2 separate regions of the Homo sapiens genome follow, and region 1 is linked to region 2. A link is a contact called in ENCODE Hi-C data. All regions are on one chromosome and are shown on one strand. The core of a region is the stretch at or near the end of the contact, and the rest is flanking DNA. Distances in the headings are between cores, read along the strand shown. Region 1 has its middle 44 kb from the start of FOXO6-AS1. Region 2 overlaps SCMH1 (Scm polycomb group protein homolog 1).

Region 1 (7,281 bases), core at 3,030-5,529, 370 kb before region 2:
GCTCTGTGCCTACAGGGATTTGCCCAGGTCACACAGCTGGTAGGCATGGAGCCAGTGATGCCCCTGGTTCTGTCTGCCACAGAGCTTTGGAGAAAGCACCAGAAACAACCTGTGGCGTTACCAGCACCCAAGTGCTCAGAGCAGGGACAAAACCCTGGTCCTGGGCCCCTCCAGGGACCCCCTCTGCCACAGAGACCAGGCCTCTCTCTGGTCAGCACTGAGTAATAGTAATCACTAACAAGAAGGAACCCACTGCCACACACTTTACGCTCTCATGAAGCATCACTGTGCCCTGGGTTACAGAGAAGGAAGAAAAGAACTTGCCAGAGGCCACACAGCTTCTGGTTGGAACACTTTGGCCCTGGGAACCCACAATCCCCTCACCATGCTACATCTCCTGGAGACTGTTTTCCAGGAAGGAGCTCCTAGCCACGTCTCTCCAACTGTTCATCCGATGCGGTTTTCTCGCCTGCTCGGTGGCGGCAGAGGTAAATGACAACATAGCCCAGCCCCGTAGACTTCACCCAGAGGAGAAGTCAGACAAGACAGCAGGGGACTCATTCAGGGCAACGTGGGCCATTAAGGGCCCTGTGAATACAGAATCCTGATCCATGACACAATTCCATCACTAATTCCAGATTCCCATCAAGAAGCCAAAAATATAAAAACCCTTCAAGCTGCAAGCCAGGACACCCTGCCACCACTTTGGGGCAAGAACCCCTCATCCTCAGCCCCGCCCTCCCTCTCCCCGTCCCTCAGCCACCTCCTCCACTTCCCCGCGCCTCCCTCCACACCTCCACGCCCCCAGGACCTGAGGCCTGACTTGGCCTTCTCCACCAACACCTGCCTTCATCCTGGGAGTTCCCTGGACCCCTGACGACCTGGCCAACCCCCTACTTCTCCCTCATCACCAACAACTCTCTCCCTCTTTTGTACTTGGCCCAGCCAACCCCACCCATGCCATGGCCTGGGTATCCTCACTCAGAACTACCTCCCCCACCCCATATCCTCCCAACCCCATATTGGCCTGTATCCATGGCCCTCCTTCACTTAGCCCTCCTTCGCTCTCTGACCTCATCACAGCACCTTCCTTCTCCTCCTGGGGGCACTTCCCTCCCTCTCCAACCTGGACCCCAAGGAGCCTTTCTATAGCGATAGTCTTGGGCACCCACCCTGCAAAAGTCTCCCTGCCACTCTGCAAAGATGCAACCATGGGATAAACCAGCCGGCCCTCCCCGAGGAGCCCATCTGTGCCCTGAGCCCTGGACTCCACCCTTCCCTCCTCCCATCTATCCCCCTTCTTCACCTTCTCTTTCCCTGCATCAAGAAACATGCTCTAGCCTGGGCAACAAAACGAGACTTCATCTCTACTAAAAATCAAAAACATTAGCCGGGCGTGGTGGCATATGCCTATAGTCCCAGCTGCCTGTAGTACCAGCTACTCAGGAGGCTGAGGCAGGAGGATCGCTTGAGCCCAGGAGATTGAGGCTGCATTGAGCCAAGATGGCACCACTGCACCTCAGCCTGGCTCAGGCACTCTCAGAACTTCGGGAGGCCGAGGTGGGCGGGATCAAGATCAGCCTGGTCGACATGATGAAACCTCATCTCTACTAAAAATACAAAAATTAGCTGGGCGTGGTGGCGGGTGCCTGTAATCCCAGCTACTTGGGAGGCTGAGGCAGGAGAGTCACTTGAACCTAGAGGCAGAGGTTGCAGTGAGCTGAGATGGCACCACTGCACTCCAGCCTGGGCGACAGAGCAAGACTCCCCATCTCAAAAAACAAACAAACAAGAAAAAAAAAAAAACCCTTCTGAAGCCCTACACTTGGCTCCAACCAGGACCCATCTTTCTTCCCCCTTCCCAGCAAAACATATTCCAGGGTTACCTTTATGACCAGTCTCACTCTTGCACCTGCCGTCTGCTTCCCAGGCCTGCTGCTGTCCACCCCGTATTCCACCAAAATGGTTCTTACTGAGTCACTCAACACATTGTTGTTAAATACAGGGAGTGCTTTTCCATTCTCACCCTGACCAAGAGGCAGACAGCCTGACAACAACCCTGTGAAGTAGGTACTGTGATTGATTATCCCCATTTTGTAGAAGGGATACTGAGGCACAAAGAGGGTAACCGATTTGCTTGAAGTGAAATAGCAGGTAAGCCTCAGAGCTTACCAGGCTCCCTCCCCTGAATATCCCAGAAGAACCTCAGACTTGCCACAACCAAAATGAGCTCACTGACTCTGCCCTGACCTTCTTATTCCTGGCCAAGCTGGGCTCTGGATCAGACAATTAGTAGCAGCTGGACCCTGGGCGATTGTATTTAATGCCTGTGAAGTGCTTAGCACAGAGCTCAACGCAGAAATGCTCAATGAAGGCCAGCTTCTATGTGTTGCTATGACACACACATATATACCCACACATATATACAAACATATACATACATGCATGCATGTACACATACACAGACAACCCAGGGCCTGGCCACGCAGCATGCTGGCCTTTTTATACTTTATCAATCAGAGCAGCATCGATTTATAGCCCTGTGTGTTTGGCATGAATGCACTATTTTTCAAAAGCCAAAATAAAACTCCAAGAAGCTGTAAAAACCCAGGAGTTTGGAAGATTCCCTGCAGGGTCAATTAGGGTGAATTAGAACCTACAGATGTGAATCTACCCAACCACATAATGGCAACTTGGGCAGTGCACCTCGGAATGCTAATGAAGGCGGCCGCTGATGGGGAGAGAGCCAGCCTGGCCTTCCCTCTGAGGCCTGCTGGGAGGGGGCAGGACCTTGCCCACCACTGGGCTGTGTGATTGGGACAAAGCTGGGCCTCACTCTGAGCAGCAGTTTCTTCCTCTGGAGATGGGGCTACTATGTACTACTCAGGAGGGGTAAGTTCAAGTCCTTAAGTGAGGACTTAAAATTCTGTGCGCCCCCATTTTCATCCCTCAGGCAAAGATCTCAGGACTTGTGATAGTGGTTACAGTCAACATTTGCTATGTATGACTGTCTCCATAAGACAGAGTCATGCTCCCCTTCTACTGACGGAACTCAAGAGTCCCTGCTTTGGACAAGGGAGACTGCAGGAAGCTGGATCCAGTCTCAGGTATCGCACCTAGGGATGGTTACAACTTTCCTCATTCTACAGATGGAGACGATACCTGACTCACAACACCCAGGATCGTAATCTCTCTACGCATGTGACCCAGGCCCAGCACCTCCCTATGTGGTGAGGTCACAGCTCTGCCCATGGCCCTGCCTGCTCCCTCAGTGCCAACCTGCCTAGGGAAGAACATAGATCTTAGATCCAGAAAGCCCAACTCTGCACGTACAGCTGAGCAACCAGGAACAAGCCTGCCCCCTCTCTCTGAGCCTCATTTTGCCTGTCTATAAAATGAGGATGATAACTCAGGTAAAACACACACACAGTGCCTGGCACAGAGTAAGTGCCCAACCAAGGTTAGACAGTTTAAAGATCCTCACGAGCCCTTCATGAGATAGGATCTATTACCCCCCATTCTGCAGATAAGTAAACTGAGACTCAGAGAGGTTTAGCAACTTGCCAAAGGTCACAGAGCTAAGCAGCAGAAGGAGCAGGAGCTGGGGCTCAAACCAGGTCGGCTTGTCTCCAAAGGGCTCAGGATGGAAGAGGAGTAGATGGGGCCCCAATCCTGTAGGCAAGAAAAGGAAGAGGGAGGGGTAGAGAAGGGAAGGAGGAGAGAAAACAGAAGGGAGGGCTGTCATTGGCAGAGGACGCCCTGGCAGAGGTGAGGCCAGGTGCAAGCAACTGCCTTAGGCAGAGGTTCAGACCCAACAGGCGCCAGTGGGGGCAGTGCCAGGCTGGCGGTGGACGCCCTCACCCTCGCTCTGTTCTCCAGTGACCTTGCCGGCTCAGCCTGTGCCACCAGCATCCCAATGAGGTTCTGCAGGCAGGAGTTTGGGGTGGCACTCCCACATGACAGGACTCAACAGGTCCTCCCCCTGCTAGGAACAGAGTCAGGGTTCTGCTCTCCTCCCCTGGTGGCCAAGTGCCCCCAGGAGCTCTATTTGGGGCCACAGAGGCAGGAGGTGGGCCTGAGCCCCGAGCAGCCAACAGCCTGAGATGGCCCCCAACCAACCCGGGAGACCTGGGGCACCTGGAGGGTGGGTGGGGCCCACCTACAGCTGCCAGGCTCCCTGCCATTGCCTACGGTCCCCGCCCATCTCTGACAGCTGGGAATTCCTTGGGCATGACAAAGTTGACCGGGCCGGGGCTGGGAGCCTGGCCTGGCAGCCTAGGCAGGGTTCCGGTTACAGCTCTGGATGCAAGCTGGCTGTGAGTCCATGGGCACGTCACTTCCCCTCCCTGGGACTCAGCCTCGCCATGGCCAGCGGTGGCAGTGCTGGCCTAGCTAAAATGACTTTCCAGTGCAGGAAATCTCAGAATCTGGATTCACAGAAGCCAGGGCTTGGAAGGAACCTCAGGCTGTGATTTCCTAATACTGGTGTGCAGCTGACAGTGTCAAAATTACCCTGGGAATGTGTGAAAATGTAGATCTAGGGGATCCCCTCCACCCCCAGCAGAGGAGTAGACTGCGGACCCAGGCACCTGCAGATTTGACAAAAAGCATCCCAGACCCACACTCTCGGAGGGCTTCTTGCCACTTCTGCAGAGGGGAGGCTCTTCCAGAGATGGGATGCCCCAGGATCCCTGAGCCTCCCCACATCTTTGCAGCTTCATCCCCTGGGGCTCCTCAGAAACCTAGAGCCGAGTTCCAGCTTTCACTCCCACCAGCAAACTTTCCGTAGAATTCTCTGCCAGCACCTCTCTGTCTAGGTCCTCTCCACCCAGGCCACAATTACTGGCCACTCCCACTTTCCCTCCCACCCAAAGCAGAAGGCTAGGTTTTTTTGTTTTCTTCTTTTTTAATTGAGGTAAGATTTGCATACAGTAAGGGGCACTATTTTGAAGTGAACAGCTCGATGTATTTCTACCTCTGAACCCTCCGGGTCACTACCCCCCAGGCTAAGCTCTAGACCGTTTCACTCACCCCAGGGAGCTCCCATCAAGACCCCTTGCCTTGCCTCCCACACTGTTCTGAGTCCATCACCATGGATGGGATGTGAGAGGCCTGTTTCTGGAGTGATCTGTGCTTTCAGCCCCTGGAATGCAGGCTCCATGAGGACAGGCTGTCCTACTCCTTGCATTGCCTGGCACCAGGCAGGTGCTGGGAAACTGTGGCCCCCTCCAGTGGCTCCCACTGGCTCCTAGACATTTCCCTTCCGCTTTCTCCCTCACACAGCTCAGACACTGACCCCAGCCACGCCCATATCCAAGCTCACACCCACCCTTGCCCCATGCATTTCCTCCAGCGGTGCTTCCCACTTAGGGTGGGGTGGCCCCTAGCTCCTACCCACTGTGGCCTCCCTCACCCCAGAACACTGCACTCATCGTGTTTTGTCTCCTATGCCCGTCCCACACTGCCTCACACATGCTGGGCTTGACAATCGCACTGCCATCCATTAGTCCTACCATACACCCTCATACTCACACATGTGACCATGGGACAGTCACTCCCCCTCTCTGGGTCTCAGTTTCACCATCTGTAAAGTGACACAATCAGGCTAAGTGCATTCTGTGAGCTCCTTTGGCTCTGAAAATAGCAAGTGTAAATACATATTTGTTAGACAAATAAATAGCCCCAAAGAATGGGTCTTCACTGATAGTGGGATTGTAGCATCTGCTGGAGTCATTTTAGAGGCAGAATTCCAAGTGTGGTGTCAAGAGTGCTGGCTGTGGAGCCAACTGCCTGGGTTAAAACCCTGGGTCTCAACTTTCCCATCTGTAAGATGGGGATAATAGTGGGGCAGGGTGAAGACGAAATAGGAGAGTGCACAGAAGCAGTTGTGGTGCAGAGAAGCCTGGCACTCACCTAGTGCACAGTAGAGTTTAGCTCCTACTGGCATTCCCAGGGCCCAGGGTCACTCAGCAAGCCCTGGAGTCCACACCCGCCCAGGACCAGAGGGCAGAGCAAAATGTGGCAGCAGTTTCTGCCGCATGCCACCAGAGGGCACCATGATGCAGCCAAGTGCGCCAAGGCCTCCCTGACTCACCCCAGGAAGACCACTCCTGAGGGAGGAGGGCAGTGCCAGCCAAAGCCTGCCGGCCAGAAGGACAAGGATGAGCCTCCATCCTCCAGAAGGGCTTCCACCACCACAGCCCTTTCTCCAGAAGATGCCCTACACCACCTCAGCCTGACATTCTGTCCATTTCTATCACAGCCTGTGATCCACAACAGCCTAGAGAACACGGATACTTCCTACCAAAGCCATTAGACCCATTTCACAGATGGGGAAACTGAGGCCCAAGAGAAGGCAAGATCAGCCCCAGGTCATGAGTGAATTTTTGTCTTCCTGTTCAGGCTGGCTTCCCTGCACACCCCCTAAGCATCCGTGGTATGACTCCCAACCGAGGCTGGGGTACCAGCACCTACGCTGCCTCCCTGGCTCCCTGAAGGCTGCAGGAGACAGGGGAAGCCACAAGTGTGAGGGTGGGGAGGCCTCAGCATAAGGGATGGAGAGAGCCAGGGGGGCGGGGGGCAGAGGGAGGCAGAGCAAAGCAACACGGGAAACAGGGCGGGGGCACGAGAGAGATGTGGGAGAGACATTCGGAAGAGACGGGTGGGACAGGAAGAGAGATAGACGGACAGACAGAGAAACCGAACCCTGAGGGAGAAGTGGGGGAGTGAGGGCGGCCGCAGGAGGCAGAGGAAGGGAGAAGGGAGAGCTCCCAGATGCAGGGAGCACACTAGGAAGAGAGATGGGGACAGACACAGAGAGACGGCTGGAAGGGGAAGAGGAAAACCCCTCCCCTCTCAGCCCCACAGCCCCCCACACCCCAGAAGCTTCACCCTTGGCTGGAGGAGGGGACCCTCTTTCCCTGTCCTGGGGGCTAAGCCCAGGCTTGGCACTCGCCCTCTGCTCCGCCCCCACCCAGCAGGTTCCTCAGCCAGACACCTGGGGATGGCGGTTGAGCTGGGCTCCCTGGGGCACCTGAGGCAGACAGGCAGGGTCCCCAAGGCCATGTTGCTAGGAGATGCGGCCCTAGGGCCCCAGCTTATCTCCTGAGCCTCTTCCAGGGCAGGGCTTGGGACTCACCTGGGGCACCAACCTCCCTGAGCTCCCGCCCCACTCAGCCCTGGTGGGCCCCTGCTGGGCATCCTACAGGCCCCTGTGCAGTGAAGAGGCACCCTTCATCCCTCTCCCTAGCCTCCGAAGGCAGAGGGAATGATACTTGGTGA
Region 2 (7,601 bases), core at 1,035-3,534:
TCTCCTGTGTCCTGATTCTGTTTCAGTTTTCCTAAATCCAAAATCCTGTTTAGCCACTAAACCTATGAAGACTTGACCTAGAGCCTTTCAGTCTTAACTGATGCTATTCCATATTCCCCTGCCCCTCCTCCCTAGCAGGTTGTAATAACCAGCTTCAGGAAACCCCGCTGGCATGGAAGACTCCATAAATAACCAGACTGTATTATTTTAGCAAACATTTATTGAACCCTTACTATGTGTCAGGTGATTGCCAGACACTGGTCAGGAGAAGGGGAGAATAGAAGATGACAGCTTAGGCTCCATACCAGTGAAAAAGAAAGAATATACATAGCTAACTGTGAGAAGTGCTGTAATAGGGAAATGTATACAGAGTGGTGTGGGAACCCAGACTAGGGAGTACTTGGCTGTGAGGAGGATGGAGCAGACAGGCAGGGAATTTTTATAGAAGACTAGGAATTGGCCAGGTGCGGTGGCTCACACCTGTAATCCCAGCACTTTGGGAGGCTGAGGTGGGCGGATCACCTGAGGTCAGGAGTTGAAGACCAGCCTGGCCAACATGGCAAAACCCTGTCTCTACTAAAAAAAAATACAAAACATTAGCCAGGCATGGTGGTGCACGCCTGTAGTCCCAGATACTCGGGAGGCTGAGGCAAGAGAATTGCTTGAACCTGGGAGGCGGAGGTTGCAGTGAGCTGAGATCGTGCCATTGCACCCCAGCCTGGGTGACAGAGCAAGACTCCGTCTCAAAAAAAAAAAAAAAAAAAAAAGACTGGGAAGTGCCTGGGAAATTAAGCCTTATGTCCCTTCTGAGGCCCAGCCTACTCCCTGGTCTCTTCTTTGTTTCTGTGTAATGGTCTGTAGGAACCTGGCCTTCTTTACTGCCTCTCTTTAGCTGCTCTCCTATACCCTCTCTGGGGTTCTTCTCCTGCCTCAAAACTGGTTCTTGAGAATGACCTATCTCCCCAAATCCCCATGTCCTTGCTGCCCTCAGAGACAAATACACAGGTCTTTGCTTTTTAAGGTTTATACTGATACATTTTTATAGAAAAAGATGATAGGAAGTAAACTAACACCAAGCATGAAACAGTTCCAAATGTTGCCAAAATTCTAGTGCCCTTATGTAGATCAGAAATTGTGTACCCATACCATTGCTGGCTATGGCTATATTCTACTCTTCTGCCAAGCTTCTCTGTTCTTGGGCAGTTCTTGTGAAAATAGCACCCTAAATGAGCAGATTTCCTGGGGGAGGTCCAACCAAGTGATGGAGCAGAGAGAATTATGTTCACAGTTGTTTTCACAAGTTGAATAAAATCATTCCAGAGCCCAGGGTGCAACAGACCTGGCCTGGCCACTCCCATATTTGCAAGCCCTTTACAGTTGGAGGCAAAAATCAAAGCCCTCGAGGGAGGGAGTTAAAGGGAGGGAGGGAGGAAACGTGGGGCACTGATTCCCTTTGTGTAACCAGGTAAGCCTGAGACAAGCAGTGGGCTGGACTCGTCCTGCCTAGCGCTGTACTCCACTGCCAGGCTGACATGCTTGGCCCTGTTTACTCACTCCACAGCCGTGTTTGACCGGGAACAGCATACCCTCAACCTCCCAGCAGTCAACAGCATCACCTACGTCCTCCGCTTCCTGGAGAAACTCTGCCACAACCTTCGTAGTGACAATCTGTTTGGCAACCAGCCCTTTACACAGACTCACTTGTCACTCACTGCCATAGAGTACAGCCACAGCCACGACAGGTACCTACCAGGTAGGAGCTGGGATGGGGCCTGGGCTGAGAGTGGGGGACAGGGCTAGCAGCAGCACCTGCAGGGGCCCAGGGTCAGCCTTCAGAACTACTGGCCTGGCACCTACTATCTAGAGGTCTGCTTTTCTGTCCCTTACCTTTGCCATATCTGAGACTTCTCAGCCTCCTCTCATCTTTACTTTTTCTTCAGGATTTTGTTTTCTGTCTCTAGGATCACCCCTATTTCTTCTAGATCCTTATCCCTAGATAAAAGGTGGTTCGCAATTCCCCTTCTGAGTTTCAGACTGCATGTGGAGCCACCAAGAAGTCACAGAACGTCTCCCAGTGTGAACCTGGCAGCAAAGGCCTAACACACATCTCCCTTGCCAGCAGGAAGGTTTAGTCTCAGGCTACAGATTGAGAAATTTGCTCCCTGGTGATTGGCCATCTATTCTTTCCTTTGGCACATGGCCCTAACTTCCAGCACTGCCAGTCTAGCAAGTCAATTCAAGTTCCTGCTATTTCTAACTCGGCTGGAAAATAACTTTCTTAGTTAACATACCAGACCCACAATGGGAAAGCAGATGCCACGTGGCCAAATCAGTGACTAAGTACTTCCGAGAGAGATTAAAGATTCAATGGAACTCTGCGTCTCTCATCTGGAACCCAGGACACAGAACAAGGGAGGGAAGAAAAGCTCAGCCTTAAACATAGCAAGGTAGGTCATTACTGAGAGGGAGGAAAGGCCCTTAAAAAAGCCCTGCAGATTGTGTCCTGAGCAGAGAAATAGGGAGGGGTGCTGCCAGTGTGAGTGCTGTGCTGTCTGTTGATGGGAGGGCACAGGTCTGAAAGGTGTCTTTTCCGACCTTCCTCTACACAAACAAGTCTTGTTCCCACACTGCCTTCCCTGGTGTCTTTTCATCATAGTCTTAACAGAATCACCTCCGATAAAAGCACTGCTTCTAGAGAATGTGCCCAGGGAAGTGACTGTTCCCCCATTCTCCTTCCCCCTTTCCCTCATAGATACTTCTGTACCCAAATCCGTATTGCTTATGTGACTTGCAAGCAGGTCAAAAAGATACCTGAATTTTAAATACTCTGTGGGGGCCAGACCATCTGATCCCTGCAGCCATTTCTATGATCCCCTGGCTGATCCTTTTCTATGGAGGGAACTTCTCCTCACCTAACCCATGCTAGATTGCTTTCTTTCAGTACCAGAGTCTCTGAGAAAAGAAAAAGGCATTCTGACTTGCAGTTAGAATGTTGCACTGGGAGTCTGGACTGGGCATGGTAGAGCTGGTCCAGACAAAGGCAAGTTTTAAATACCTCCAGTTAGGCATTCAGGAACTCTGATCTACATTTCAGACGTGAAAGTTAGGCCTACCTGGGATTCTGAAAGAATGGATGCATGAATGGGGGTTAGCACATCCATGAATGTAGCTGCTAGTTTAAAAAGAGATTTCTCAAAGAAATAGGAACTCCGAATTCTTAAATGGAATGCCATCATTAAGAAGTGAGAGAAACATACTGGTAGCAGCATTCAGAGACTGGTAAGGATGTACCTCATGGGCCTGCAGTCCCAAAAGTGGTTTGGGACCGGGGCATGACCTTTCCTGGGAATTCTGCCCCAATTTACATCTCTCTGATTCAGCCACTAGATAAGAGGAAGCAAACTTTAGCCAGACTCTTCTTGCCTCACCAACTAAGAGAAACAAAGACCAAGGTATCACATTCTGCCATTAGCTGCTACCTCTCCCTTCCCCATTTTCAGACAGATTGAGCCCACTTTTTGTGTCCTCCTCTGCTCTTAAGCTGTTTCTCATCGTGGGTGCTCAGCAACTTGTCTGCTCTCACTCTAGTTTCTATTTGCTTCCCTGAAATTAGCCTTTAACTATGCCCAGACAAGCCAGAGCCTTGCCTAAACTTCTAATTCCTCTGTGCTTCTTAGTGTATCCTTTCTGCCTGCTTGCCTGCCTGCCTTCCTGCCTGCTTGCCTGCCTTACTGACCCTTTGCCCCACCTCTGATATTATCATTTCCTGTGTTTTTCTGATTACTTACCTAAACCTCTGCCAAAGAGCTCGATCTGTACAAGAGCTGTCTTTTGCTTTGCCCTTTGGATCTGGTATTTATGACTCCTGCCCTTCTGCCTGGCTACACGCTTCTGCTAGACATACATAGGTACCACCTCTGTTATCTGGGTGCTTACTGGCCCTCCCCCTTTCCTATATCCTTGTCTCCACACTACCCTACCACTTAGAGTCCTGGCCCAACTGACCATGCACTTCCGATATAGCAGGTAGTCACCCAAAGCTCAGGGAGATTTCATATCCCATTAAGCTTTCCTACCTAAGTTGAGACTACTACTTTTTTCTCCAATGTTTTATTTTAAAAATTTCAAACCTACAGAAAAGTTACAAAAATAGAACAATAAGCAACCATGAACTCTTTGCCTATCTTTACCACTTTTTGCAGTATTTACTTCGTCTGTTTCTCCTAACTATATATACACATATAAATATACATACTTGTTGAATACCTGTATATTTAAAATGTTTTTCATTTATTTACTGAACCATTTGAGAGTTAACTGCAGATGAGAGATTTTATCCTTAAATACTTTTGTGTTTATCTCCTAAGAATAAGGAACATAATAGTATTATTATGATTAAGAAATTTAACATAAATAAAAACTAATGAGGCCAGGCGCGGTGGCTCACACCTGTAATCCCAGCACTTTGAGAGCCTGAGGCGGGTGGATCGTGAGATCAGGAGATCAAGACTATCCTGGCTAACATGGTGAAACCCCATCTCTACTAAAAATACAAAAAAAAAAAAAAAAATTAGCCGGGCGTGGTGGCAGGCACCTGTAGTCCCAGCTACTCAGGAGGCTGAGGCAGGAGAATGGCGTGAACTCGGGAGGCGGAGCTTGCAGTGAGCAGCGATTGCGCCACTGCACTCCAGCCTGGGCGACAGAGCGAGACTCTGTCTCAAAAAAAAAAAAAACTAATGAAATTTAACATTAATAAAATACTACTAGGCCAGGTGCGGTGGCTCATGCCTGTAATCCCGGCACTGTGTGATGCCAAGGTGGGCAGATCACTTGAGGTCAGGAGTTCAAGACCAGCTGGGCCAACATGGTGAAATCCTATCTGTACCAAAAATACAAAAATTAGCTGGGCATGGTGGTGTGCACCTATAATTCCAGCTACTCGGGAGGCTGAGGCAGGAGAATTGCTTGAACCCAGGAGGCAGAGGTTGCAGTGAGCCAAGATTGTGCCACTGCACTCCAGCCTGAGCAACAGAGTGAGACTCCGTCTGAAAAATAATAATAATAAATTAATTAATATACTATTAGCTATTATGTAGTTCATATTAGAATTTCCCCTAGTTGTCACACTAATGTCCTTTATAGCTGTTGTTTCCTAATCCGGGATTCAATAAAGGATCATCCACTGCATTTAATTCTCCTGTCTCTTTAGTTTCCTTTATCTAGAACAGTTATCCACCTTTTTTTTTCTATCTTTCACGACGTGACATTGGCATTTTGAATAATCCAGGCCAGTTGTTTTACTTTAGGTCATCAAATATTTACAAATACTTACTCTGTGCCCGATTCTATACTAGACTCTAGGGAGACAGAGGTGAGACAGACTCCATCCCTGTGCTCAAAGAGCTGAGACAGGTAGAGATATGTGAACATGTATGTGGTGAAAGCAGAGCACAGAGGTACTCTGGCCCAGCAAAGCATGATGAGCAAGGAGTATGGTAAAAGAAGAAGTCAAGGGAGGATTCCTGGGGGAGGCAATGTCAGAGCAGAGTCTCTTCTTCAGAACTATGCATGTGGCTGGATCAAATAAGAGGCTGGTGAAAACTAAAAGAGGCCCAGCCAGGCACAGTGGCTCATGCCTGTAATCCCAGCACTTTGGGAGGCCAAAAGTGGATCACCTGAGGTCGGGAGTTCGAGACCAGCCTGGCTAACATGGTGAAACCCTGTCTCTACTAATAATACAAAAATTAGCTGGGCGTGGTGGTGCATGCTTGTAATCCCAGCTACTTGGGAGGCTGAGGCAGGAGAATCGCTTGAACCTGGGAGGCGGAGGTTGCAGTGAGCTGAGATCGCACCATTGCACTCCAGCCTGGATGACAGAGCGAAACTCCATCTCAAAAAAAAAAAGCCCCTTCTGGCACCCTAAAAAATACTGAGAATGGTGACAAAGATATTGTCCCTACCTTCAGTATTAGGGACAATATGAACATGTATGTGGTGAAAGCAGAGCACAGAGGTACTCTGGCCCAGCAAGGCATGATGAGCCAGGAGTATGGTGAAAGAAGAGGTCAAGGGAGGATTCCTGGGGGAGGTGATGTCAGAGCAGAACTATACATGTGGCTAGATCAAGTAAGTGGCTTGTGAAGACTAAGTAAAAGAGGCCCGGCCGGGTGCAGTGGCTCAGTATGAGGCAGGAGATTGTTAGGACAGTATTAAGCAGGAGATTGTATTGATTTCACTGGTCCCAGTGACTATTAAGTTTAGCTGTAATTGAAATCTACCCAGCATTAAACTCTGAGTCTGCTGTTTTGGGATTCTCAGGTTCCTCTCTGTTAGAGGAAGTGGTTCATTGCCCATGACACTGGTTCCTTGTGCCTTTCTTTCCAGTTGTCATCCTGGTCTTGTGAGTTAGTTATAAAGTGGTTCTCCTGCCCAAATCCCAAGATTCACAGTGGTTAAAGCCAAATAAAAACTGAAATATCAGGATGTGCTCTGATTCCCACATAGGTTTCCAGCCTAGAATTGTCAGAGTTTTAAGATGACGCAAATGCTCATAATTCACTGAAGCACACTGTCTGGCACACGTCCGCTTTTCAGGTGGACCTTCGTGGGACCACAGCTTAAACTTCAAGGTGTCAGGAAGACCTCCAAGGCTCTCCTCATCCAAAAGAGATGCACCTGATACTGTCCATCTTAATATCCTGTTTCTTTCCTTTGTTATAATTATAATAGTTGCTAATATTTTTAGCTACCTGTATTTTGTCATCTGCCTCACTATAGTAAATGTTCCATGAGGATAGAGACAATATCTTTTTCACCATTCTCAGTATCCATCATCCTAACTGTCATATGGTAAGTAATTAATAGTATTTGTTGAATGAAAGAGCAGTAAACGATGTGGGAAGTGGTTCAGAGAGGGATTTTTTTTTTTTAAACACTGAGAGTGATGTAAACATGCACAAGGACTATGCTATGTCTTTGGGTCCTGCGTTGGTGTAAGAATTTTCTTAGATCAACATCTCTAGTTCCTTGGTCACTCAGTTCACACCCATAAAGGGGAAAGCTCGGTTATGAGCATGGAATCTTTGTATCTTGGAAGTGGAAAGTACTCTAGAGATAATCTAGTATCTAGCCCAACACATGAGGGTGGTCATCTGACCTCTGCTTAAATATTCCTGATGACAGGTTCTCTCTATCTTTGGCAATTGATTTTATTGTTGGGCAGTTCTGATTGCTAAAATGCCCTCCTTTTTTTGTTGTTGTTTTGTTTTTGTTTTTTGTTTTCTGTTTTTTGTTTTGAGACAGACTTTCACTCTCGTTGCCCAGGCTGGAGTGCAATGGCACGATCTCAGCTCACTGCAACCTCCACCTCCCGGGTTCAAGCGATTCTCCTACCTCAGCCTCCCGAGTAGCTGGGATTACAGGCATGCACCACCACGCCCGGCTAATTTTGTATTTTTAGTAGAGACGGGGTTTCTCCATGTTGGTCAGGCTGATCTCGAACTCTCAACCTCAGGTGATCCACCCACCTCGGCCTCCCAAAGTGCTGGGATTACAGGCATGAGCCACCATGCCCAGCCAAAATGCCCTCCTTTTAAAGCTGA

What was found. Hi-C counts contacts between places; a loop is a spot of excess contacts on that map. Pooled maps may share reads with other maps.
Region 1: a loop to region 2 is called in a map of mammary epithelial cell, with 4 times the contacts of the local background. The contact joins two enhancer-like sites. A Hi-C loop is called at or near these places in 3 of 168 maps with a recorded cell type or tissue (K562, chondrocyte and mammary epithelial cell) and 2 of 50 pooled maps.

Annotation. Positions count from the first base shown.
Region 1 is chr1:41,416,034-41,423,314 of GRCh38, reverse strand. No RefSeq gene overlaps it. Among named protein-coding and RNA genes, the nearest start is that of FOXO6-AS1, 44 kb to the right of the region's middle. RefSeq lists an enhancer at 4,064-4,358 and a silencer at 4,064-4,358. Within about 2 kb of position 4,279, at least 16 of the 41 ENCODE cell types and tissues checked have a DNase peak (open chromatin) inside an H3K27ac peak, as active enhancers do; they include mammary epithelial cell, where a contact is called at or near this core.
Region 2 is chr1:41,040,559-41,048,159 of GRCh38, reverse strand. It overlaps SCMH1 (Scm polycomb group protein homolog 1), which reads left to right. Exons shown (of 16, transcript NM_001394311.1): 12 at 1,562-1,753. It overlaps SLFNL1-AS1 (SLFNL1 antisense RNA 1), which reads right to left. Exons shown (of 4, transcript NR_037868.1): 4 at 4,270-5,045. Among named protein-coding and RNA genes, the nearest start is that of SLFNL1, 23 kb to the right of the region's middle. Within about 2 kb of position 2,284, at least 20 of the 41 ENCODE cell types and tissues checked have a DNase peak (open chromatin) inside an H3K27ac peak, as active enhancers do; they include mammary epithelial cell, where a contact is called at or near this core.